3 separate regions of the Mus musculus genome follow, and regions 2 and 3 are each linked to region 1. A link is a loop called in an ENCODE intact Hi-C map of the cell type or tissue named here. Cell type or tissue: left cerebral cortex. All regions are shown on one strand. Links, peaks and the distances in the headings refer to the core of each region. The heading gives the core; the rest is flanking DNA.

Evidence for each region. A loop is a pair of places that touch in the nucleus more often than their neighbours do. Peaks named below come from ENCODE experiments on the same cell type or tissue, not always from the same donor. Only the 100,000 strongest peaks of a DNase experiment are listed, where the experiment ranks them.
Region 2: it touches region 1 in a loop (11-fold over the local background); 15 of 42 quality-filtered maps call a loop at or near these places.
Region 3: it touches region 1 in a loop (8-fold over the local background); 7 of 42 quality-filtered maps call a loop at or near these places.

Annotation. Positions count from the first base shown.
Region 1 is chr5:12,380,057-12,388,545 of GRCm38, forward strand. It overlaps Sema3d (sema domain, immunoglobulin domain (Ig), short basic domain, secreted, (semaphorin) 3D), which reads left to right and starts at 3,110. Exons shown (of 18, transcript NM_028882.4): 1 at 3,110-3,618. In left cerebral cortex, for the core only: a CTCF peak has its summit at 3,408; DNase peaks (open chromatin) are centred at 3,407 and 3,762; H3K4me3 peaks cover 1,680 bases.
Region 2 is chr5:12,026,918-12,035,406 of GRCm38, forward strand. No RefSeq gene overlaps it. Among named protein-coding and RNA genes, the nearest start is that of 4933402N22Rik, 110 kb to the left of the region's middle. In left cerebral cortex, for the core only: a CTCF peak has its summit at 3,297 (motif pointing right); a DNase peak (open chromatin) is centred at 3,303.
Region 3 is chr5:12,536,970-12,545,458 of GRCm38, forward strand. Sema3d (sema domain, immunoglobulin domain (Ig), short basic domain, secreted, (semaphorin) 3D) reads left to right here. Exons shown (of 18, transcript NM_028882.4): 9 at 4,048-4,162; 10 at 5,613-5,682. Among named protein-coding and RNA genes, the nearest start is that of Sema3d, 160 kb to the left of the region's middle. In left cerebral cortex, for the core only: a CTCF peak has its summit at 4,525 (motif pointing left); a DNase peak (open chromatin) is centred at 4,502.

The sequences.
Region 1 (8,489 bases), core at 270-8,269:
ATTATCTACTGTCCATATCTCATAATGAGAAGCAGTTGTGTTCTCCTGTAATTAATATGTAAAAGATAAAAGTTAGATATGCTGTTTTCAACCACTAGCTAAGTATACCTAATAGTTTGATGCTGTAAAAAATATGAACTAAAAACTGAGTGAATTTTTATGATCAAATAAAATAATGTATGTGTGTGGGGATTTTTAAATGCTTACAAGGAGAAATACCTTATAGAAGATAAATTATGTAAACCACGTTTAACTCATGGTATCACTTATTCTAATTAAATATGGATTATCATATGCCCCAGTTTCAGGCTTATCTTTCTGTATTGATGTGTTAATATGTAAAAAGTACATCCCTAAAGTGGTATTTGTTGTAATTTTCATATGTGCTCATGCTAGAACAAGTTTTTACACTTGATTTTACACTTTTTTTTTTGTCTCTGGGCATAAAATTTTCAATATCTTTTTTATCCTCCTTTCTTTCAAAAATCAATGAAGTTATATTTGTCTGGGGGAACTTTGCTAGAGGGAAATAAGACAGTAGACTTCATGAGAAGAGTCACAGTCTAGTAGCTTGTCCTGAGAACACTTCCCAATTATGAGATCCAGTCAGGCTGAAGTTCTGAACCCGGTAATTATCTTCTGCATGTCTCTGTGCAGCAGGATTCGCCATATGCAATTTACTTAAACAGTTTTTTATAAATACTTGAAAAATATGTATTTTCTCTACCCTACACTTTTCCCCCAGTCTGAAGCAGACACACTAGAGGCAATTAGATACTCCTAAATGATGATGTATGTTTTTCCATTCTAACTAAGGATTGCTTGTTGATCCTAAATAGTAATCCCTGGGCACAAGTTAAACTGCATAATGAACCTTATATTTTAGCAAAACAATGTGACTCCCCCATCCTAAGTGTCACTGCAAGAATTCAGATAGTGTATAGTTCCATAGGACAAGAAGCCACTTTCCTTTGATGACAATAATCTCAGCATCCTGGAGTTTTAAAAGCCAACCTACTGGGATACAGTACAGTTAACAAACATTCCAGTGGGAAAAGTTCAGCAACTGAGTATTTCCATCGTATACACTGTTTTCATCAATGTATCCACACCCACAGACTGCTGAACACCTATCACATTTAGGACATTCTAGTTAAGAACTCCAAGTCTCAGTATGCTACAGACTCAGCTGAGACCATTCATCATAACTTGGGACTCTGCAGTTGATTCTGCCGGCTTCATACTCAGAGTAATTAAAAGGAAAGAAAGCACAGAACCCACGTCCCAGATGTTCTTTGCTCATGGTGCATTCAGAAGGCTCCAGCAGATTCAGCCTAAATTTGGAGTGAGGGTACTTAAAACTAAACCGTTCAGTGCTAATTCCTGAGCATCGGATTAGGGTCTAGGGAAATAAACACACAAACAACCAGCATGTTGTATTGCGTGCAGGCACATGCCTAACTAATTATGATATAACATGAAAAGGGTTTCTAATAATACTGAAATCAGAGTGCTTTAGGAAAACAGGAGGGAATGATTAATGCTGTAGAGGCTTTGTGGAAAGTTGAAATGGTAGCAATGAGGAAGTATCCTTTAGTGTAAGGATACTAAGCTGCATGATTTAGACATGAGGGAAGAGGGGGAATCAAGAGTTAACAGCAGTTCTAGCTAACCATCATATTCTAGCTAATAAACTGAAAAATATTCAAGAATTAATGAATAACTCTTTAAAGTAGATAACTCCTCACCATGAATCCTCCTTGTGAAAAAGCACAAAGCTCTGCTGTGGGAGTTAAAAAGAGGTATTGGGTCCTTACACGTAGTTTGAATTGTTGATGAATAGTTAATAATGTGAGCAAATAAAACAACGCAAAACTAGAGGCTAATGCCAAACACACTAAAGTTATGGTTAATTATGAAAGAACAGCACACTGACAAGGACAATTCTGGAAGAAGTTGCTATGGGTTGAGGTAGTCCATGAAGATTTCATTTTTCCTATGTGCAAAGAGAAAAATTATGGGGTTGGTTGGTTGGTGACAGGCAAAATCAACGTTATAGAGATCAGCAGCATGGGACACAGTAAAGAACCTCGGTCAGAGTCAGGAAACTTAAGCCCCTCATTAGGATGACTCTGCCACCAGCCACCTACAATGTGAAGTGACTCAGCTTTTGTGGTTCCCTGTTTTCTGGACTGGAAGGAGGCTGCTGAATTAAGTGTTTCTTTCACGCCCTTCAGTTCTTCCATCTTTTTACCCTCGTCTTCTGACCACCTCCAGCTACCAGACAGATCCGCTGTCATTTTTGAAGGTTGCATGGGAACCTTGAAGCTCCTGTGTTTAAACCCATCACACACTCAGAAACCCCCCCCCCCCAGCTGTTTGGTTTCTATGGGAACAATTCAAGAGAGTTTTGCAACCTAGGTTATGATTAGCAGTAGAATTTGCCATGGTGCTATCTACAAGACTTGATTGTACAGGTCCTTTCTTTGTCTTTATGGATGGCTCTACATTAGCCTGTGAATTTTGAGAAATTCATCAAAGTAAGCTATTTATACAGGATTTTCTTTGGATCTCCCCTCCAAACTGGGGAATATTACTTTCCACAAAATATGCCCGAAGTTTGTGCTCATATTCCTTCATATTATTCTTGTTGTATGATTAACGTTTGTAAATCTGTGTGTGTGTGTGTGTGTGTGTGTGTGTGAGAGAGAGAGAGACAGAGACAGAGACACAGACAGAGAGACAGAGATCACCCCCATCTCAGGCCAGGTGAAGACTCTATGTTTCAATGCTTCCACCTGGAACTTCAGGGTTGTCAGTCACTGAGGAGGACTAATTCCTGATCCTGTTGCTCAACCCTTCAGGCTCACTAACTGCAGGCCAAAGTTTTACAAAGAAACACCTGTACTCTTCCAAGGCAATTGGAATTTTTAAGTGGCAATTGCTCCTGTCTGAGGTCCTTGGAGTACTTTGTGAAAGTGAAGGGAATACAGGGGTTCCTAAATTACCCAGGCCCAGACGAAGACGTCACAGGCTGTTTTTACTGATGGACAGATACCTCATCCTCCCCCAAACACAAACACTCATAGATCCGGCCGGAACTACCTCCAAACCCACCCTGGACAGCGCGGCCGAGACAGGGAAGGTTTGCTCGCTCTGAGGGATTGCCAGCACATCAGAAGTGGCCGGGAGCTGGGGGAGGAGACTGAAGGGAGAGGTAATCCCTGGCGTTTTGAGCATCCCCTTTTTAGAAAGAAGGAGTCTCTCCCAGGACAGCTGCTGCGGTCACACCACAAACTTAAAAGCCGCCCTCCTGCTTGGAGCGTGCCTTTCCTCACCACGCTCGCTGGCCTAAGCGCCAACTGGTGGGTCACTGTCCGAGAGAGAGGCGCTGCGCTCGGGGGACAGGAGCGCCCCCTGCCTTCCCGCTTGGCCGTAGCCGCGGCCTCATTGCTCTGCCAGGGCCGCCTGTGCGGGGTTCAGCCCCGGCTGCCGCTCCGAAGAACTCGCGCCTGTGCCCGCGGTCGCCATCCTCTTGGCTTCCTTGGGCTGTCCTTTCCTCTCTCCTGAGCCTGCGACGTAAGGAAAGGAAAAGCGACAAGAGTTGCTAGCAGGAAGGTAAGTCTGTGATCGGATCACCTGCTATTCCATGGGAGGGTGCTCTAGCAACTTAATGTTAAGCAGGGATGCGGGGATCATTGTGGATCCCAAGTGATAATCCGTAGCGACTGGGGTGTTGGGGACCTGTGCCGAGTCTGAGAAGGAGCTGGAGAGCACACAGGATGCGGAGACCATGGTGGAGATCCTATGAGCTCCGCTCCGGAGATTGTGCGACAACTGGGGCTCAGTGCCACCTCGTCACTATGTTTCAGAATCTCATTTCGAAGTCCCGCCAGCCTGCGCCGCCAAAACTTTGCTTCCTGGGGCGTCCTGCTCAAGAACTCTGTTCTCTCCCTGGATGCCAGCTTTCTAGACCCCTCCCTAGCCTGGATAGCCAAGGGAGTTTAAGGACATACTTCCAGACTCCCAATTACAGGTTCATTTGGAGCCGCGATGGTAGGGAGGTCCCGGGTGAATTAAGCAAAGTGCAACAGCGCCTAGCTCGCCCCTTTCTACTTGGGCTGGGGACACAGTAGGTGAGAGAGAAGTTGTTGTTTTGATTGTGGGAAATTGAGGTACGATGTCCCTTTTTTCTTGCAAAGGAATTGCGACTGGCGCTGTCCTGGAAATGCGCATCCTTTTTGCTGGGGCGGACGGGTGGGTGGGGTGGGAGGATTTGAAGTCAGACTCTAGCCTCGGAGCTTGTTGTCTGTGAAGTGAAGTTGTGTTTAAGTGCTCTGGGGCCAAGGAAGCCTCTGTGGCCCCAGACATGAACCCCACTGTGCACTTGACCCCAAGGACGCTGTCAACTGTCCCTCTTGCTCATGGTCGCTAACTGCCCTGGCAGCCTCTGAAGACCCGTTTTCGGAACTGATATTCCTTTCCTGGTGACTTGTGCTCAACCTCATGGCTTTGCTTAAGTCTCAGTGCTAGGAGGGACTTGACAGGAGGAGGAGACATCCCTGTATTGTGGCAGGGCTATCTGGAATGTGGGGGACTGGATTGTAGATAGCCCTGGCAGCTGGGGACGCTGACCTCAGGCATTAGGTATTAAGGATGTCGGAATTAAATTGGCAAACTTTTTACCATTTAATGTCAGTCTGTAATAAAATGCAGTATCCCAACGTGGACTCTTCTTTCTCCACCCAAATCCTTTACTTCACATGCCTCTCTAAACGGGAACTCCTATTTGGACCAGAAAAAGAACAGTAAATACCAGGAATGGGAAAGGACCTAAACTCTCAAGTTCCAAGGGGGAGGGGGGCAAAACTCTTTAATATGTGCACAAGCATTGGGAAGGTGGAGAAATCAACCGAGAGAAAAGAGATTACATGTGCATAAAGGAGATGATAAGAGCCCCCTACTCCTGTGTATCCTTGCTGCTTTTGTGTAAAAGCATGGCAAGGGCAATCAGTGTCTTCTTCGTTTGGCATGTGGAAAGAAAAATGTGAAGGATAAGGAAGGGAGGGAGGTTTCTGTCATCACTCTGTGGAAGCCTTCAGCCCTCCCTCTTTTTCTAAAGCCAGAAGATGAGTAGGAAAGATCAAAACTGGGAGTGATTGTCCACACCCATCAGTTGCTTTAGCCTCCTGTAGTTTTGGAGTCCTGGCCAGTGACAGGCAGGCTAAGTGATGGTCCAGGTCAGGAGATGGGAACAGACCTTGGCCCTTAAAAAGAAAGGCCAGGAAGTGATGTGTGATGAGATAAGGTGAGGCTCGGGAGGGAGTTGAGAGATAATTAAATGGTACCAATTCAGACTGCCAAATTTTCACATGGAATTTACCCACTTATGAAATGGAAAATTGCTGGAGAAGGGAAGTGACATTTATCAAACACCCATTGTGTCCTTGTGCTTTGTATAGTGTTTTAATACTCTTGGAATTGTGTAAATGTTCTCTGGATGATTAAAAAGGAGAAATTAGTATTGTTCCATTTGGCTTTTATGTCACTTGTAACTAATCATAATTCTTAAACATTACATTGATAAGGAGAATATACTAAATCCCCACTCTGTTCATTTTAGAAGCATCAGTAATGAGCCAACATGGTATTGATTTGTGTGAACAAATATATGTTGTAAAGGGTAGGGCTGCTACAGGGGCTCATTTATTAGGGTGTGGGTTGACCTCTTTCAGGAACCTAGGATAGCTTCCCATGACTGTGAGGGAACTTTTTGAAGACCTCTATTAGCAACCATTTATATGTCAAGAGCGTTAAATAGGTTGGTTGAAGACAGCATAAGTCATCTCTAGACCTATAAAGTTTATAAGAGTAAAGTTCCAAACATACAGACACAGAATATTTTAGAAATTACAATGGCGTCCGTGGTGCTATTAAACGGAATAAGGTACCGTTATCCACCCGCGACTCTGATGGTGAGAACACCTCTCTTGATGAAGGTGTCCTCTGTCCCAGGTCCTACACATGGGAGCCTTCACACTTGACACCACTGTGTTACCTTCACAAGGTCTCCTGCTCCTTGGAAAGAAGAAAGGTTCAACTCCAGGGATCTTCATTCAGCTTTCTGAGGGAGAAGTCTGTTGAAAAAAAATGTCTGTCCATGCAAATGTCTTGAGAGTCTCTGGAAACTATTTAAGATGAGTAGAAATTCTAGGTGAAATGATAGAAAAATAATTACTTCCATTTTCCTTTCCCATGTACAGAACTGCTTTCATAAGCAAATTTTATCTAGTGAGCTTGTCGTATGGTTTGGAGGGGGAAGTTGCACAGAGATAAACTGATTGTATTATTAATTATTATTATTATTATTATTATTGTTGTTGTTGTTGTTGTTGTTTTGTTGTTGTTACAAGGCCCTTTACTTTGTGTGCAGAGCTGCTTGTGTCAGAGTAGTGATTATTTTTATTCTCAGGAAAGTCACCAGTATTATCAATGACAAAGCCAAGCAAGCTTCTCTGACACAGGTTTGAACTGGAGTCACCTGCAAGCCTCACGATTCCCCTATTTTCTCTTCCATATAGGGGCATGTACTTGAAGTAAAACTAATGTAGATTTTATCTTTCATATGATTCATTGCATGGACATGGCATGTTAACTGTCATAGAGTTTGCAGAAATTACCAGGTGTTACAGTAGATAACTTCCAGGACTAGCACCATTTCATGGCCTAGCAATTCCTTTAGAACGGCTGGGCTAAGGTTCTGCCACGTTCTTATGGATGGGGACTGTCTTATTTCAATGGACCACTCTTTCTGGTAGTAGTAGTAGTATATCTTAGCTTGTTTAAAACAACTCCATTATTTTGGGGTAAACAGAAGTAGACTAAAATTTGCTCCTCCATTTTAAGGCTTAATACTTTAATGACACATTCTTTGAAAATAATACTTCTAATGTAATGCTTTATTTAATAAACAAGAGTAGCAAAAGATCTGTTTTGGTAAAATTTTATTATCACTATAAATACATGGAGCTACCTAAAGTACCAAAGTAAGGTTTAAAGGTATTTGATTCTTCCATATCACAAGCCTTGAGATGAAAACAAAGTAAGAATTCGCATTTAGGGAATATAGAGCAATAATAAACATGATGATTGACACTTGGCAGTATTTGATGGCCACAGTTGTGCATGTCTCACAATTTGGGTTTTTAAAACTTCCCTTCCTCTAGGAAATTGTGGCCAAATCCTACCTTACCTTTGTGGCTTTGAAGTTCCATTCCTATTATAGTCAGATAGTTCAATAGTTTTTCTGCATGTGCTGGTTGTAATTACTGACTAGACTTAGAATCTGAAGGGTAAGAATTTATCTTCTCTTATCTTTTAATACATTTAGTTAATACAGTACAGAGCATATACCACAAACTATTGAAATCTAATTAATCTATTAATAGTGTTTTAAATATCTATAATATTCACAAAACCACGCATTTAATGACTAGGTTCAGACTTTATTGTCTCGATTATAGTGAGATATTTTCTCATATCTGAAATTACAAATTTCACATCAAAAAAAGTGTTTAGAACCTAAGAGTTTGTGATAAAGAGGTATATAATTATCACATAGGAAGGGCACATAATAGTTATTTTGTACTACAAAATTTACCAAATACTTGGGTTTTTTTTTTTTTTGCAAGAACATAATTAATCAGGAAGAATTTAAACTATGTCATCTGTGGACATATTAGTTTAAATTGTAATCAACCAAATACTGAGAAAAAAAGACAGTAAAATAGATTTGTTGTAAGTAAGCCAGGCGATGGTGGCGCCCACCTTTAATCCCAGCACTTCGGAGGCAGAGGCAGGCAGATTTCTGAGTTCAGGGCCAGCCTGGTCTACAAAGTAAGTTCCAGGATAGCCAGGGCTACACAGAGAAACCCTGTTTCGAAAAAATACCAAACCAAACCAAAACAAAACAAAACAAATTATTGTAAATAAAAAATATAAGCAGCTACAACACTTTTAAGTTATATTGAATTCTGATAATAAAAGATTGTGTATATATTAAAATGTGCAGCTCTTTTTAATTATTCTGATATGTCACTATCATTAATTGATTATGCATTTTCACATAAATGCTTACGTTGTAGCATTTTAATAGCAGTGAACCAGGGGATTTTCAAGCAGGTTACTAATCTTCTATTAGTAAATGCATTCAGTGTGCTCACTCAAATGCAGGACTTCATAAGAGATGTATTCAAGCCTTAATCTGACAGGAATGAGTAAAGCAAAGCATGAAGTGACTCACTGACCCGGGAAGTCTTACCTGGATGAATCTGAATCTTCCCGCAGGAACCATCTTTTGTGTCACCTTCTGCTTAGGAAAAAAAGAAGAAACTTCCTTTACATCCCTTGTTACTTCTGGAGATATTTAGCCTACTAACATTAAAACCAAATATTTTAATAATTAATGCCATGTAACATTTTCACAGGCA
Region 2 (8,489 bases), core at 191-8,190, 350 kb before region 1:
ACTTTAGCAGAATATCATTAGGTATCATTCCATTGCTTTTTTTTTTCCAGTCCAGTTTGGTCCTATGCTAGGTCTCGGGGGCATCCTTCCTCTGGTTCCTGGTCCTCCCGACAGTGTGAGAGGTGGGCTTCTCCTCATGACATAAGTCTCAATCTTGACCAGTCATTCCTTAGCCACTCCCATTACTGTGTGCCACCTTTACCCCAGCACATCATGCTAGAAAGACACATTGTAGAAAAGGCTTTGGGGCTGGAATGGTGTTCCAATCTCTCCACTGATAGCCTTGCTTGGTTATAGAAGATGAACTGTTCAAGTTCCACATCCTGCACTGCTAGGAGACTTAGCTGCACTCCCCATAACAGATGCGTTAGAGTTTCCTTGCACAAGATTTCTACATGGCCCCTAAATTGCTCCCCTCTCCAGTTGTGTCAGTACTCTCTCCCTCTGTCGTATCCTCACCTGATCCCTCCTGTTCCTGTTCCTATCTGCCTCTAGCCCACCTGCAATATCTATTTAATCGCCCATTGTAGAGAGATCCATGCAATCTCCCTCGAACCCTCCTTGCCAGTTTAGATCTTTGGGTCTGTGAACTGTAGTCTGAGTTTATTTTCCTTTACATTTAATATACACTTATGAATAAGTAAACACTGATTTCTTTCTAAGTCTGAGTTATCTCACTCAGAATGATTTTTTTCTACTTCCTTCCAACTGCCTGCAAATATCATGAGGTCATCGTTTTTAACAGCTGAGTTATGCTCTATTTTATAAATGTACCACAATTTCTTTCTCCATTCTTCAGTTGAGGGGCATCTAAGTTGTTTCCAGTTTCAGACTATTGTGAATAGAAATGTTTATGAACATAGATGAGCAAGTGTCTTTGTGGTAGGTTGGAACATCTTTTGGGTTGGGCCCAGCAGTGATACAGCTGGGTCTTCAGGTAAACTGATTCCTAATTTTTTGAGAAACCATATTGATTTTCAAAGTGGCAGTACAGTTTGCATTCCCACCAGCAATTTAGAAGTGTTTCCTTTACTCCACATTCTTGCCAGCATGAGTTCTCACTAGTGTTTTTGATCTTAGCCATTCTGACAGGTTTAAGATGGAATCTCAGTCATTTGGATTCACATTTCCTTGATGGTTAATATTAAACATTAAATCTTGACCTAAGCAAATAGAAGAGAATTAACTAGAAGAAATAATGGTATGATACAGATCTTGTGCTAATGGCTGTCCTGATATTTCTAATATTTGTGTGTATAAGTTTATATGTGTGTTTGTGTGTGCATGAACACAGACACTTGATGTGGAACATATATGGAGGTCAAAGGACAACTTTGTGGAGTGAGTCCCCTCTTTCCATCATTATGTGAGTTTCTGGGTTTCAAATTCAGTTGGGAAGATACACGAACCTTTACCTGCTGAGACATTTGTTTGAAAAAAAGATTACTGAGCTATGGAAATTGCACAGTAGTATTGTTATAAAATGTATACATTTATGTTCAGGAGAAGACAAATCTTCTCATGAACTCTATTTTATATGCTAATAATATTGGAATCTAAAATGTATAGCCTGTTGAGCTCTCTATAGAGCATTAGAGCCATTTTATTTTTAAAAAGGCCTCAAGTAGACAGGCATAGTAGCATCTAGACAAAGCTTGTCTATGTTTCCAAATTCATTACCATACTGTGTTCTGAATCTTTTCTGACACCTTACAGCATAAAATGAAATGATATAAGGATTTTATATTTTGTAACAATTATTACAAAAATACCTCGATGTTAAGAGGAAAATGATTGTCACTTTAAATAAACAGTAAACAGCATTGGTGAGATTGCAAAATAAAGTGAAAGGGTAAGATTTTGTTCGATCTCAATCTGACTGTCTTTAGCATCACTGTAAGAATGAGAATTTCTGAAACATATTAAAAATTCAAGATCTGAAGTCATACTTGCTGTATATTATTTTCTAAAAGACAATCATTGTAAAATGACTTAATTAAAAATAATTGTGTAATTATGTTGTTCAGATATCAATTGATCACATCTAAAGAAGAATGGCACTCTGTGTGTATGTGTGTGTGTGTGGTTCATATCAGTTATAAATTGCTTTGGTCATCTTTATTAAAAATATATAACAATATGATATTCTAGCTGTCCTAGAAAGAGAAGCACATATGGTTACTATAAATTGGAATCCATCTTAAGATGTGCTTTCCAGGGGAGCATGGTGAAACGAATCTGGGTTCTCATCTTCCTTAAGTCTGTGTCTCTAAATTCAGTGTAAGTGGATACACAGTAGGGGACAGCGTTCAGTATTTAAATGACAGCCTATTCAAAACATGGGTTAGTTTATCTTTCCTATAAATCACATGATCCTTGAAATATATTTTAAAGAATATTAGTGTTGCTTTATAATGTGATCATTCAACTCTATTTGAAAATACCTTTCATATTTGTAATAAGTAACAGCAGATATATTGTCATCATATATTTTCGACTTTCCAAACATATTTTATAATACATGAAACTTTTTTAAATGTCTAGAATATTTTTTTCTTTTAGGAGTATTTGGTACTATGTGCTATAATACAACTATACAATCTAATTGGATCATTTTCTGTTTTTAAATGATTTTCGTGTGTGTTTTCTTTCCCTTTAGAAGTAAATGCACAATCATAATTAAATTGACTATAAGAGGGATAAAATATTTTGCAAATTTTTGATGATGACATATTAATTTCATGATCAGCCATTAAAGATGACCAGTTTAATTTTAAAGTAGCCCTCAATTCCCTTCTACTTACCAGACTTGAATCAATAAATTTATTTTTAAGATGAGAACACTGACAGCAAATATCTCTCAGCATTGTTTGCTGTGAGGATGAAAGAAGCCACACTTCGGCAGTCCCTACTCTCCTCTGGACTGAGACCAGCTACTAAGACTGGTACAACGACAACAGTATCATAAATTACAAACCACAAAATGGTTAAAGTAATCAGGTCTCAGGTCTTCTGAAAATCAATTAGCCATTCACAGTGTGTCTATATTAAGCTGACTACATTTTTCACTAACGTTAGTTTAGGTTCTGAAAGGTGGATTAAGATGCAAAGCAATGAATAAAAAGTATACATTTTCATTTAAAAGTATTGTATTGCCAGCAAATATTGACACAGGTGCATTCCTGTAAAGATCGTTTAGAAATGGAGAGGTGGACCATTGAACTCAGAAAGAACGGCCACAACCTTCTGAATAGTCCACCTTCAGATGCTTGAAGTAGATATGCAGAGTAACCAGCAGGTGGCGCTATGTATATGAGACTGTGTGATTAATACATTGAAAATTGCAAACTCCTAGCTTTCCCTAACAAAATGATTTGCGAACAGTTTAAAAAGCACTGGAAATACAATCACAGGTTTCTGGGTGTTTTGAAATTCCCTGCTTAAATTCCCTGATTTCCTTAGATCTCGATTAAGGAGTATGTTTGTCATCTATGAGATGCATGGTCTTTAATTCAGTCTAGTTCTGGGTGTCCGAAGAGGTAAGGTACTGGCAGTTCTTTGCCTGACTTCTCTTCTTTGTCACCCATAACAACTTAGATGCTTACCTGCAAGGCCTTCTAGCATGAGTTCATGACTGTTTATTTGCAGACAGTGTTCAAATTAAAAGTGTGTATGAATGAGAAGGAATAAAGACTGAAGCAGAGGAACTCGGGATGCAGTTCAGGGATAAGCACTAGTTCACTACAGGTGTGTCCAGGCCACTTGAAAAAGGAGCAAAAAAAAAAACCAAAACATATTTTAAAAGAAGTAATTAACCTGTTATAAGGTAGACATAGGGGCACTTTCGAGATATCAAACATGATCTTGAACATTATCTGTACAATGGAAGAGGTTTGAGCTCTATTTTAGAATTATGAAGATATATGTGACTAAATACAAGATAGTAAACACACACACGTGTATGTGTGTGCACAACATGTGCATGTATATATGACTCTGTGTGTGCAGTTATCTTGCCATTCTTATCCATGAAATCTAGGAATGGAAGTCAGAGTAGCTTATAATAGCATTCCTCCAATGGCTCCTGGTGATTTTGACTACTGAAGAAAATGGTTGAGCAGGAAGATATTGCAAGATTACAGATCTCGCAAGGCTAGAAGGACAGAAAAGGGGGAACACAAGAAAAAGTTGAGGAAAGTATCAAAACTGGGAAAGGTCTTTTCTACTTACACAGGATTCATATAAGCTATGTTCTTTTTTCATCAGGGGATGTTATTAATCTGAATGTTTTTATATTATGTATCAAGTGGAAAGGCTAAAATCATGAATATCCACACACAAATGTTTGTAAATAGATGATTAGAGAACAGCAATAGACAAGAAGATAAACTTGCAAATTTAATAATTTAGACATTTTTGACAGTAAATGCATAAAGAGTTGTGAATGCTGGAATTTTCTATAATTTTCAAGTTAAAATGAAATTAAATTCATCTAATATATATTAAACAAAAATTACAGGATAAAGGGTGACATGTTGTGTTTCAATAACATTGCATATTATTTAAATCAGCTTAAAATGTATATCATCTCAAGTATTTATCATTTCTTTGCAATGATAACATTCAAAAGACATATAACTCTATCCATGTTGTTACAATGACAGCAAATCCTACTTTTCTATGGCTGAGTATTCTCTCTCTCTCTCTCTCTCTCTCTCTCTCTCTCTCTCTCTCTCTCTCTCTCTCTCTCATGTGTGTGTGTGTGTGTGTGTGTGTGTGTGTGTGTGCATGTCTGTGCCTTATGATGACATCACATCATCCATTCATCATTGATGGACACAATGGGTCATTTCCATTTGTTACCAATGAGAAACAATACTCTGATGACTATAACTCCATTCTGGCTCTTCATGTACTGGTTGCACATATTAGAGTTAAGTATTTTGAGGACTCTCCACACTGTCTTCCATAATATGTACCCTAATATATATGTCAGTATACAGTATACAACTGTTTCCAATTGTCTATGTCCTTGCCAACTGTTGTTACTTTACCCGTGCAGATTTGTCCTTTAACAACATAGTAAGAATCTCACTGGGGCTATGATTTGGATTCCCTTGATAGCTAATGATTTTAAAAACTTTCTCATCTTTGCTAATCATTTGATGCATGTTTTCCTTTGGAAATGCTTATTTTCAATGATTTTGTTTGTTCCTTAGTTTGAGCTGCTAGTACTCAGGGTTTTTACAGTCCCTAAAAATTTGTAATTTGCCCCTTGCTAGCTATAGAGCTATTCTGTGGGCTGTTTCTGCAGTCTCGTGGATATTCCATTTGCTAAGCAGGAGCCTTTCAGTTTGAAGCAGTTCTGTTCAGATGTCTGCCAGTGGTTCTCATGCTCTGAGAATCTAATCCAAGAAAGGTGTCCTCTCTAGTGCTCTGAAGCATTTCTTCAAATATTTTTTTAAATGTAAGTTCATGTTCTCAGATCTCACATTAAAATTATATATATATATATATACATATAATATAACACATATAATATAATGCATATGTGTGTGTGTGTGTATTAAATTGTGGAAGATGGAAGTATAGTTTCTTCAGTATGCAGATACACAGTACTTCTAGCAACATGCACTAAGAAGAATATACTTTGTCCAGTATGTGTTAGTGATAGCTTGTCAGAAATTGGTTGGTAGAGCCAGGGAGATAGCTCAGAAATTAAAATAATTTCTACTCTTGCCTGTGACCAGTTTGGTTCCCAACACCCATGTGGAATAACTCACAACTGCCGTAGTTGACCACTCAGAGATCTGTACCTCTTTTAGCTGTAGCAGCCACTCACATATACAATCATACACTAAAATGCAGATACACACATAAATAAAAATGATTCTTTAAAAAATAAGTTTGAAAATTATATATTTATATATATCAAGTATTTGCATTCTATTTCAATTGTTGCTATGTCTGTTTTGGTGTCAATAGGATGCTGGATTTTTTTTTTTGGGGGGTTTGGTTTGGTTTACTGTAGCTTTCCACAATTCTTTTCAGTCAAATGCTGTAGTTCTCTCTTTACTGTCTTTGTTCAAGATGACAGCTGCAACTTCTTGAACTCTTCAATCAGAATATAAATATAAAATATGAATATTTTTTCAAAAAAAAAACGTTACTAGCAACTTTGTTCAAAAAGGTAGGCCAGATATGAAACAAAACAGAAAAAAACGAAATCCATACAAAATAAATGCATCTAGGCAAACCACATTACAGTTATAGATAGAACATAAAACATAAAATGTCAGGTCTACCTAAAAGTCACCTTATTTATGTAGCCTTTAGAATTCTAATGTAAAATATTAGGTCCATACATTTTGCAATATTACATATAAATGCATATGTGTGTGCATACATGAATATAATAAAAATATTAATAGATTTATGCTCACACCATCAATTTATAAAGAACTAGGCAACTGGTTCTCATGAACAAATGTGGCCCTTTTCTATAAACTTTCATTTTCTTTCCCAAGCTCAGTTACTTAGATGATAAGAAATTGTGAAGACTTTATACCCAGAGAATTGTGGCTAAAATCATAACCTGTATTTGTACAGTAACTCTGAGATCTATAGCTCATGATTCATTGTCAAGAACCCATTCCTATCTTCAAAGAGCCATGCTCAGCCTTAGAAAGAGTGGCTGCTTCAGTTCTGCTTATAGTAATGGGCTTAAGAAGAGGGGCCAGACAAAGAAAACTGCATCTCTACTGCATTCACTGAAATGCACTTATATCCTATAGCCTTAATCTGAATAGCATATGCTTTGTGCATAGTCGCAATGAGGTCTGAGGGGATTTTGAGCCTTCTGGCCATACACTTAGGGACTTAATTATTATTTTATAGCTTATGCATTGTCTATGCATTTACAAATTTCGGACAGAAGAAGGAGTGCAGTAGGAATCTACATCTTAGAGCCAGCAGGCTGAGCAGCTTTGCTCCCACCAGGGCTCAGATTCAGGATTTTGAGTTGGTCCACCCCCAAATCTACACCATCTGTGAATTGTGGGGAAAGTGAAAGGGCCAGTCCTGCTGATTTAAAGCTGCAGGACCTCCATGACACGGGACAACAACAGGACAACCTGGAGGAGTCCTGGGAGGATCCTGTATTGATGGTGTCATAGAAGCCAGAGGCTTGAATATAACTAATGACTCATTGCAATGAAATTTACAAAAGAAGATGTGTTGACCAAGGAGTATACTGTGGGACAGACTGTGACAAGACAGCTTCCACAATGAGATGGTTGCTATGCTTTTTTTTGTTTACCTTTGTTTATTTGTTTATGTATGTGTTTTATATTGCAGCAACAGAGAGAGGTTGCAAGGGCAGAAGGTGGAGATGACGGAATGGGGAATGAGAGGAACTGGGTGGCATAATGGGAAACTCACCAAGATTCAATCAAAAGTTATTAAAAAGAGAGATCTACTCTTTTAGCAATTTGGTCAACTGAATCAAGCATGAAGTATTTAAAAAGCATGTACATCTTTACACTGTGATTCTTTTCAGTAAATTAATAATTTCTAACATGAGCCTTGGGGTTTACATCGCAAGAGAAGGACTTTCCAGCACATTCTTATTTTCTTGGATTTAACACTAAGTTTATATTATATGCTTGCTTTTTGGATCTTTTCTATAAATACTAATGATGCAATAGTTAAAAAGGGGAGAGATTTTGAATATAAGTTGTGAGTTTGTGTGTATGTGTGTTTCTCTTAACCCAAACAAGAATTATGGCTCCATCCTTGAACAATCATTGTGACTTGGGTCTCAAGTGGCATTATTGTATGTCAAAATCAAAAGATAGGCAAAGATGGAAGGATTCATTCTTTTATAAATTCTTCATTATCTTTAGTGATAGTAGGAACAGAGGAAGTTCTAAACTGTCGTTCACAATAACCTGCAATGTTCATAGATATTTTTAGGTACCTTATTCAGGAAAATAAGGATTTGACATAAGAGAGAATTGCAGGACATGTTATTATGAAGCTACTTGGAAAATCTATAAACTGTATAAACCCTAAGTATAGGCATTCACTTCTCAAGGAGTTTTTGACAATGAGATGGCTTAGCATTAGCCATGTATACCACCTTGGTACCTCTCAAGTCTTATCTGGAAAGAGTGCTAATGAGTTTTTGTTGTTGTTTCTTTGTGAAGGCTAGTCATGAGGTGACACAGATGAGATCACCTTTAAATCAGGACCCACTAGTGTTCAGAAAAGTCTTAATATTCAGTGGTGTTTATAGTGATATTTTCAGTAAACTGCAAGCTCACATCTGAGAAAGGAGAAAATCCTTTGACAAAAACAGTGTTGGAATTCTCCATTCTCCAAAGTCAAGAAGCTTCACACGAGATTCGTTAACAAAAGAACCAGGGTGTTTCCCTTTTATGTCAATATAGTTTTCCATGCATCACTCTTGCATCAATAACCTCCTCTAG
Region 3 (8,489 bases), core at 191-8,190, 160 kb after region 1:
AGTGACCATAGGTGTGTGGATTAATTTCTGGGTGTTCAATTCTATTCCATTAATCTACCTGTCTATCACTGTATAAGTACCATGAAGTTTTTATCACAATTGCTCTGTAATACAGCTTAATGTCAGGCATGGTGATTCCACCAGAGGTTATTTTATTGTTGAGAATAGGTTTTGCTATCCTAGGTTTTTTTATTATTCTAGATAAATTTGCAAATTGCCCTTTCTATCTCAGTGAAGAATTGAGTTGGAATTTTGATAGAAATTGCATTGAATCTGTAGATTGCTTTTGGCAGGGTAGCCATTTTGACTATATTAATCCTGCCAATCCATGAGCATGGGAGATCTTTCCATCTTCTGAGATCTTCTTCAATTTCTTTCTTCAGAGACTTGAAGTTCTTATCATACAGATCTTTCACTTCCTTAGTTAGAGTCACACCAAGGTATTTTATACTATTTGTGACTATTGTGAACAGCGTTGTTGCTCTAATTTCTTTCTCAGTCTGTTTATCCTTTGTGTAAAGAAAAGCCATTGATTTGTTGAGTTAATTTTATATCCAGCTACTGCACTGAAGCTGTTTATCAGGTTAAGGAGTTCTCTGGCGGAAAATTTTGGGGTCACTTATATATTCTATCATTTTATCTGCAAATGGTGATATTTTGACTTCTTCCTTTCTAATTTGTATCCCCTTGATGTCCTTTTGTTGTCGAATTGCTCTGGCTAGATCTTCAAGTACTATATTGAATAGGTAGGAACATAACAACAAAGAAAGTGGGCAGCCTTGTCTAGTCCCTGATTTTAGTGGGGTTGCTTCCAGCTTCTCTCCATTTACTTGATGTTGGCTATTGTTTTGCTGTATATTGCTTTTATTATGTTTAGGTATGGGCCTTGAATTCCTGATCTTTCCAAGACTTTTATCATGAAGGGGTGTTGGATTTTGTCAAATGCTTTCTCAGCATCTAATGAGATGATCATGTGGTTTTTGTCTTTGAGTTTGTTTATATAGTGGATTATGTTGATGGATTCCCGTATATTAAACCATCCCTGCATCCCTGGGATGAAGCCTACTTGGTCAGGATGGATGATCCTTTTATGTGTTCTTGGATTCGGTTTGCGAGGATTTTATTGAATATTTTTGCATCGATATTCTAAGGGAAATTGGTCTGAAGTTCTCTTTTTTTGTTGTTGGATCTTTGTGTGGTTTAGGTATCAGAGTAATTGTGGCTTCATAGAATGAATTGGGTAGAGTACCTTCTGTTTCTATTTTGTGGAATAGTTTGAGAAGTGTTGGAATTAGGTCTTCTTTGAAGGTCTGATAGAACTCTGCAGTAACCCACCTGATCCTGGGCCTTTTTTTGGTTGGGAGACTTTTCATGACTGCTTCTATTCCTTTAGGGAAAATGGGATTGTTTAGATCATTAATCTGATCTTGATTTAACTTTGGTACCTTGTATCTGTCTAGGAAGTTGTCCATTTCATCCAGGTTTTCTAGTTTTGTTGAGTATAGCCTTTTGTAGTAGGATCTGATGATGTTTTGGATTTCCTCAGGTTCTGTTGTTATGTTTCCTTTTTCCTTTTTGATTTTATTAATTAGGATACTGTCCCTGTGCCCTCTAGTGAGTCTGGTTAATGGTTTATCTATCTTACTGATTTTCTCAAAGAACCAGTTCCTTGTTTGGTTGATTCTTTGAATAGTTCTTTTTGCTTCCGCTTGGTTAATTTCAGCCCTGAGTTTGATTATTTCCTGCTGTCTACTCCTCTTGGGTGAATTTGCTTCCTTTAGTTCTAGAGCTTCTAGGTGTGCTGTCAGGCTGCTAGTGTATATCTCTCTAGTTTCTTTTTGGAGGCACTCAGGGCTATGAGTTTTCCTCTTAGGACTGCCTTCATTGTGTCCCCAAATTTGGGTATGTTTTGGCTTCATTTTCATTAAACTCTAAAAAGTCTTTAATTTCTTTCTTTATCTCATCCTTGACCACGGAATCATTGAGTAAAGTGTTGTTTAGTTTCCATGTGAATGTTGGCTTTCTATTATTTATGTTGTTATTGAAGATCAAAGGCTGGTTATTCCTTAACTGTTAAATATGTATATTAAGCATCTAATTGAAGATACAGCAAGAATATTCTAATAGGTGAAGAAATTAAGAACTTGATTTTCTCATGGTAACTTAAAACAACTAGAAATTAAATGCTATATTTGATTTTACTATCATCAAAAAGGCAGAAATTCTAAATGACATACTTGATAAAACAAAACATCAAAAACCTCACCTAAATCCCTCTATGTTTCTTTTGATTTTAAGCACTTTCTATGTACTTAAAAAAGCATTGTGTTTTTATTTTACATATGCATAAACATATAAATATACATTTTTATGTGTAACCTCAAGCACATATACATTAACCTACAAATATATTCTATTGTTCTAATGCCTTGGAATCATTTTAGGTTTAGAGAAAAGAGATACTTGTTGAGTGTGGTTGTTCACCCATTTAATTCCAGCTGTGGGAAGTCAGGAGAAGCAGGATTTCTGCTAGATTAAGACAAAATGGTCTATACAGTGAGTTCCATTGAAGCTAGAAAGGGCTACAAAATGAGAGCCTATACCATATTTTTACAAAGAATAACAGGTGAGAAAAAACTCTATGAGGTTTTATGTTTAATTTATTAAGTACATGAAGTGTACTTTTATTCAAGATCAATACCTTTTAAGTTTAAAATTATCTTTTACTTTATATTGTTATTTGTTATAATTTTAAAAAATAAATTAAGAAAATAATAATCATTTCTTCGTTTTATTATATTGGTCAAGAGCTATTCCTGTTGAATAGGGAAGATTTTAAATGAATGTTGCATATTGTGCAACTGTGTGCTTTATGGTAGTTTCTCTGAAGATGTGAGGCTCTCTGGTCTTCCTTCTGTGTCTTCTTTTTTCAAGAATAAATGTATATGTGTGTGCACATACATACATGCATACATATGTGGACTCGGTTTTCTTGCTTCGTGTAGTCAGTCATATATTTTCTTCAGTTTGGTCTAGATCATAGACATTAAGCAGCCCAGAGAAGGTAGGTACTAGATATTCACATATAAAGTTTGTCAATTAAGTTTTTATTAACTTTTCTAAAAATTAGAATGAGGAAAGACAAAAGACATAGTAACATAGTTAAATATAAGTAAATTGATAGAAACTGAATCTAAGAATATTTTATTGAAATAAAATGTTTAATGTGTGCATTCCATGAATCATCTGCATTTTATTTATTATGAGCAACATAAAAAGCTAGCTTATTCAAATACATTTTTTAAAGTCTTATAAACAGTATACAAAGGAACATAATTCTATTTATTCTATTCGTTTGATATGGATATTTATATTTGTCTTGATGTTTAAAACCATTTTAAATGAAAAATACTTTTGAGTAGAAGTTTTAGCCAGATTAATATTCAAAATTATTTTCTTATGTATGTATATACTTATGTTTCCTTGATGTTTAATTACTAATACATCAGTTTAAGAAATACCACTTTTAACTCTATAATGAATCCTATTTTAAAAACATTAAAATATTGTTCTCCAATACATAAATGATACATAAGTCTTTCTAATGGATATTGAACTCAAGTTGTCTGGCAATATACTAAATATATTATGCAAAATTTTCCATCTGATCATCAAAATAACTGAATTTCAAGTCATTAATCATATTTGGTCAATGACAAACTAGAAATGTATTAGCATTTTCTAAGTCATGAAACAAAAACTTGGCAGACATAGGATTGATCCCAGCCTGCTTTAATTACTGCAGTTTTGCATGCATTGACTCATTCATGAGTTAAACTGCTTGCATTGCATTCAATTAAGCATAAGACAACTTTTACTGTTGAGTGAAAGGCTTTCCATTACGGAGGAGTTGAAGTACATATTAAGGCTTCATGCCTTGTAAAGGTAATATTAATAAGATACTACCTGTAATGCCTACTGGCTTTGTTTGATCTATATAGATTCGTATTGGTAACTTTTTAACTTTTCTATTTTCCGTTCTTTTAGAATGATGTAGGTGGGCAACGAAGTCTGATAAACAAATGGACAACTTTTCTAAAGGCAAGACTGATTTGCTCGATTCCTGGAAGCGATGGGGCAGATACCCATTTTGATGAACTCCGTAAGTCGCATATTCATTGTTTCTTAGAAAAGCGTAACTACTTCATTTAGTGATTCAACATTTATTTTATTTTAGCATCAAATACTCAGATACACACAAACACACACACAGCCTGAGGGAATTGTTCTTTACTGAATTGACATCAGCACAGGTGAAGCCTTTGTCAGTATAGATATACAATATAATGAAGTATTCATGTATCTGAAAGATCCTCAAATTAAATAAGGAAAGCAAAATTATAGTAATGAGAGGTGATGCGACTAGACAGTCTATCCACCCAATCCTTTTCCTTTTCCTTGTTTGGAGCAACCTTCTACAGGGAGGAAGTTTGTATTCCTTGTTCTGATGATGCCCTCTGCTGGGGAATATGGAAGACTTGTTGATCACAATCATCGGACTCAAATCCTTCAGAGAGGCTCCAAACAGATTTCTTTTTCTTTTCTTTTCTTTTCTTTTCTTTTCTTTTCTTTTCTTTTCTTTTCTTTTCTCTTCTCTTCTCTTCTCTTCTCTTCTCTCCTTTCTTCCTTCCTTCCTTTTTTCTTTCTTTCTTTCTTTCTTTCTTTCTTGCTTGCTTGCTTGCTTTCTTTCTTCCTCTCCTCTCCTCTCCTCTCCTCTCCTCTCCTCTCCTCTCCTCTCCTCTCCTCTCCTCTCCTCTCCTCTCCTCTCCTCTCCTCTCCTCTCTCTCTCTCTCTCTCTCTCTCTCTCTCTCTCTCTCTTTCTTTCTTTCTTTCTTTCTTTCTTTCTTCCTTTCCTTCTTCTTTCTTCCTTTCTTTCTTTCCTTCTTCTTTCTTTCTTTCTTTCTTTCTTTCTTTCTTTCTTTCTTTCTTTCTTTCTTTCTTTCTTTCTTCTTTGTTGTTGTTCCTCTTAAATTTAGTTCTGGAAAGATATTAGTTGCATATAAAGTCAACATTATTAACTTTCTATGTTTTAAATTTTATGAAACACGCAAAATGAATAAGTCCTCCAATTACTCCCTAAGTGTTATGTGATTTACTCATATTGAAAATAAACACATCTGTATCTCACATAATCGTCTAAAACATTCCAATACTCCTTCCCTATCAGTGCTGCATTCACTACATATGCATGCAGCTGGTTTCATATGAAACATTATCTTGAAGCCATCACAGCACAACATGTTTTTAAACTGGTGAGTAATATCTTCTCCCAGTCCGTGGTTTTGACTTTATATGAAGTCACATATTCTTAATTGGAAAGAGTCATGAAGACTGCCAACTGAGTCATTTCTTTTATATTTGTTTGAAGTATACCAATAGAGGTTATGTCACATAACTGGTAAGAAAGCTTTTACCCTTAATTTCTTAATATTGTAGTGATTCATCATTATTTTATGATATACTTAGAGTTCATAAAGTTTTATAAATTGTTAAAATACAACAGTAATACTGTAAAACAAATATGTGATAAATAATTATTTTTCCATTAACAGAAGATATTTACTTACTCCCTACGAGAGATGAAAGAAATCCTGTAGTATATGGAGTCTTTACCACAACCAGGTAGGTTGAACACAATGCTCTTCTTTTTTTTTTTTTTTTTTTTTTTCCATTTTTTATTAGGTATTTAACTCATTTACATTTCCAATGCTATACCAAACGTCCCCCATATCCACCCACCCCCACTCCCCTGCCCACCCACTCCCCCTTTTTGGCCCTGGTGTTCCCCTGTACTGGGGCATATAAAGTTTGCAAGTCCAATGGGCCTCTCTTTCCAGTGATGGCCGACTAGGCCATCTTTTGATATATATGCAGCTAGAGTCAAGAGCTCCGGGGTACTGGTTAGTTCAAAATGTTGTTCCACCTATAGGGTTGCAGATCCCTTTAGCTCCTTGGCTACTTTCTCTAGCTCCTCCATTGGGAGCCCTATGATCCATCCATTAGCTGACTGTGAGCATCCACTTCTGTGTTTGCTAGGCCCCGGCATAGTCTCACAAGAGACAGCTACATCTGGGTCCTTTCAATAAAATCTTGCTAGTGTATGCAATGGTGTCAGCGTTTGGATGCTGATTATGGGGTGGATCCCTGGATATGGCAGTCTCTACATGGTCCATCCTTTCATCTCAGCTCCAAACTTTGGCTCTGTAACTCCTTCCATGGGTATTTTGTTCCCAAATCTAAGGAGGGGCATAGTGTCCACACTTCAGTCTTCATTCTTCTTGAGTTTCATGTATTTAACAAATTATATCTTATATCTTGGGTATCCTAGGTTTGGGGCTAATATCCACTTATCAGTGAGTACATATTGTGTGAGTTTCTTTGTGAATGTGTTACCTCACTCAGGATGATGCCCTCCAGGTCCATCCATTTGGCTAGGAACTTCATAAATTCATTCTTTTTAATAGCTGAGTAGTACTCCATTGTGTAGATGTACCACATTTTCTGTATCCATTCCTCTGTTGAGGGGCATCTAGGTTCTTTCCAGCTTCTGGCTATTATAAATAAGGCTGCTATGAACATAGTGGAGCATGTGTCCTTCTTACCTGTTGGGGCATCTTCTGGATATATGCCCAGGAGAGGTATTGCTGGATCCTCCGGTAGTACTATGTCCAGTTTTCTGAGGAACCGCCAGACTGATTTCCAGAGTGGTTGTACAAGCCTGCACTCCCACCAACAATGGAGGAGTGTTCCTCTTTCTCCACATCCACGCCAGCATCTGCTGTCACCTGAATTTTTGATCTTAGCCATTCTGACTGGTGTGAGGTGGAATCTCAGGGTTGTTTTGATTTGCATTTCCCTGATGATTAAGGATGTTGAACATTTTTTTCAGGTGCTTCTCTGCCATTCGGTATTCCTCAGGTGAGAATTCTTTGTTCAGTTCTGAGCCCCATTTTTTAATGGGGTTATTTGATTTTCTGAAGTCCACCTTCTTGAGTTCTTTATATATGTTGGATATTAGTCCCCTATCTGATTTAGGATAGGTAAAGATCCTTTCCCAATCTGTTGGTGGTCTTTTTGTCTTATTGACGGTGTCTTTTGCCTTGCAGAAACTTTGGAGTTTCATTAGGTCCCATTTGTCAATTCTCGATCTTACAGCACAAGCCATTGCTGTTCTGTTCAGGAATTTTTCCCCTGTGCCCATATCTTCAAGGCTTTTCCCCACTTTCTCCTCAATAAGTTTCAGTGTCTCTGGTTTTATGTGAAGTTCCTTGATCCACTTAGATTTGACCTTAGTACAAGGAGATAAGTATGGATCGATTCGCATTCTTCTACACGATAACAACCAGTTGTGCCAGCACCAATTGTTGAAAATGCTGTCTTTCTTCCACTGGATGGTTTTAGCTCCCTTGTCGAAGATCAAGTAACCATAGGTGTGTGGGTTCATTTCTGGGTCTTCAATTCTATTCCATTGGTCTACTTGTCTGTCTCTATACCAGTACCATGCAGTTTTTATCACAATTGCTCTGTAGTAAAGCTTTAGGTCTGGCATGGTGATTCCGCCAGAAGTTCTTTTATCCTTGAGAAGACTTTTTGCTATCCTAGGTTTTTTGTTATTCCAGACAAATTTGCAAATTGCTCCTTCCAATTCGTTGAAGAATTGAGTTGGAATTTTGATGGGGATTGAATTGAATCTGTAGATTGCTTTTGGCAAGATAGCCATTTTTACAATGTTGATCCTGCCAATCCATGAGCATGGGAGATCTTTCCATCTTCTGAGATCTTCCTTAATTTCTTTCTTCAGAGATTTGAAGTTTTTATCATACAGATCTTTCACTTCCTTAGTTAGAGTCACGCCAAGATATTTTATATTATTTGTGACTATTGAGAAGGGTGTTGTTTCCCTAATTTCTTTCTCAGCCTGTTTATTCTTTGTATAGAGAAAGGCCATTGACTTGTTTGAGTTTATTTTATATCCAGCTACTTCACCGAAGCTGTTTATCAGGTTTAGGAGTTCTCTGGTAGAATTTTTAGGGTCACTTATATATACTATCATATCATCTGCAAAAAGTGATATTTTGACTTCCTCTTTTCCAATTTGTATCCCCTTGATCTCCTTTTGTTGTCCAATTGCTCTGGCTAATACTTCAAGTACTATGTTGAAAAGGTAGGGAGAAAGTGGGCAGCCTTGTCTAGTCCCTGATTTTAGTGGGATTGCGTCCAGCTTCTCTCCATTTACTTTGATGTTGGCTACTGGTTTGCTGTAGATTGCTTTTATCATGTTTAGGTATGGGCCTTGAATTCGTGATCTTTCCAAAACTTTTATCATGAATGGGTGTTGGATCTTGTCAAATGCTTTTTCTGCATCTAACGAGATGATCATGTGGTTTTTGTCTTTGAGTTTGTTTATATAATGGATTACATTGATGGAT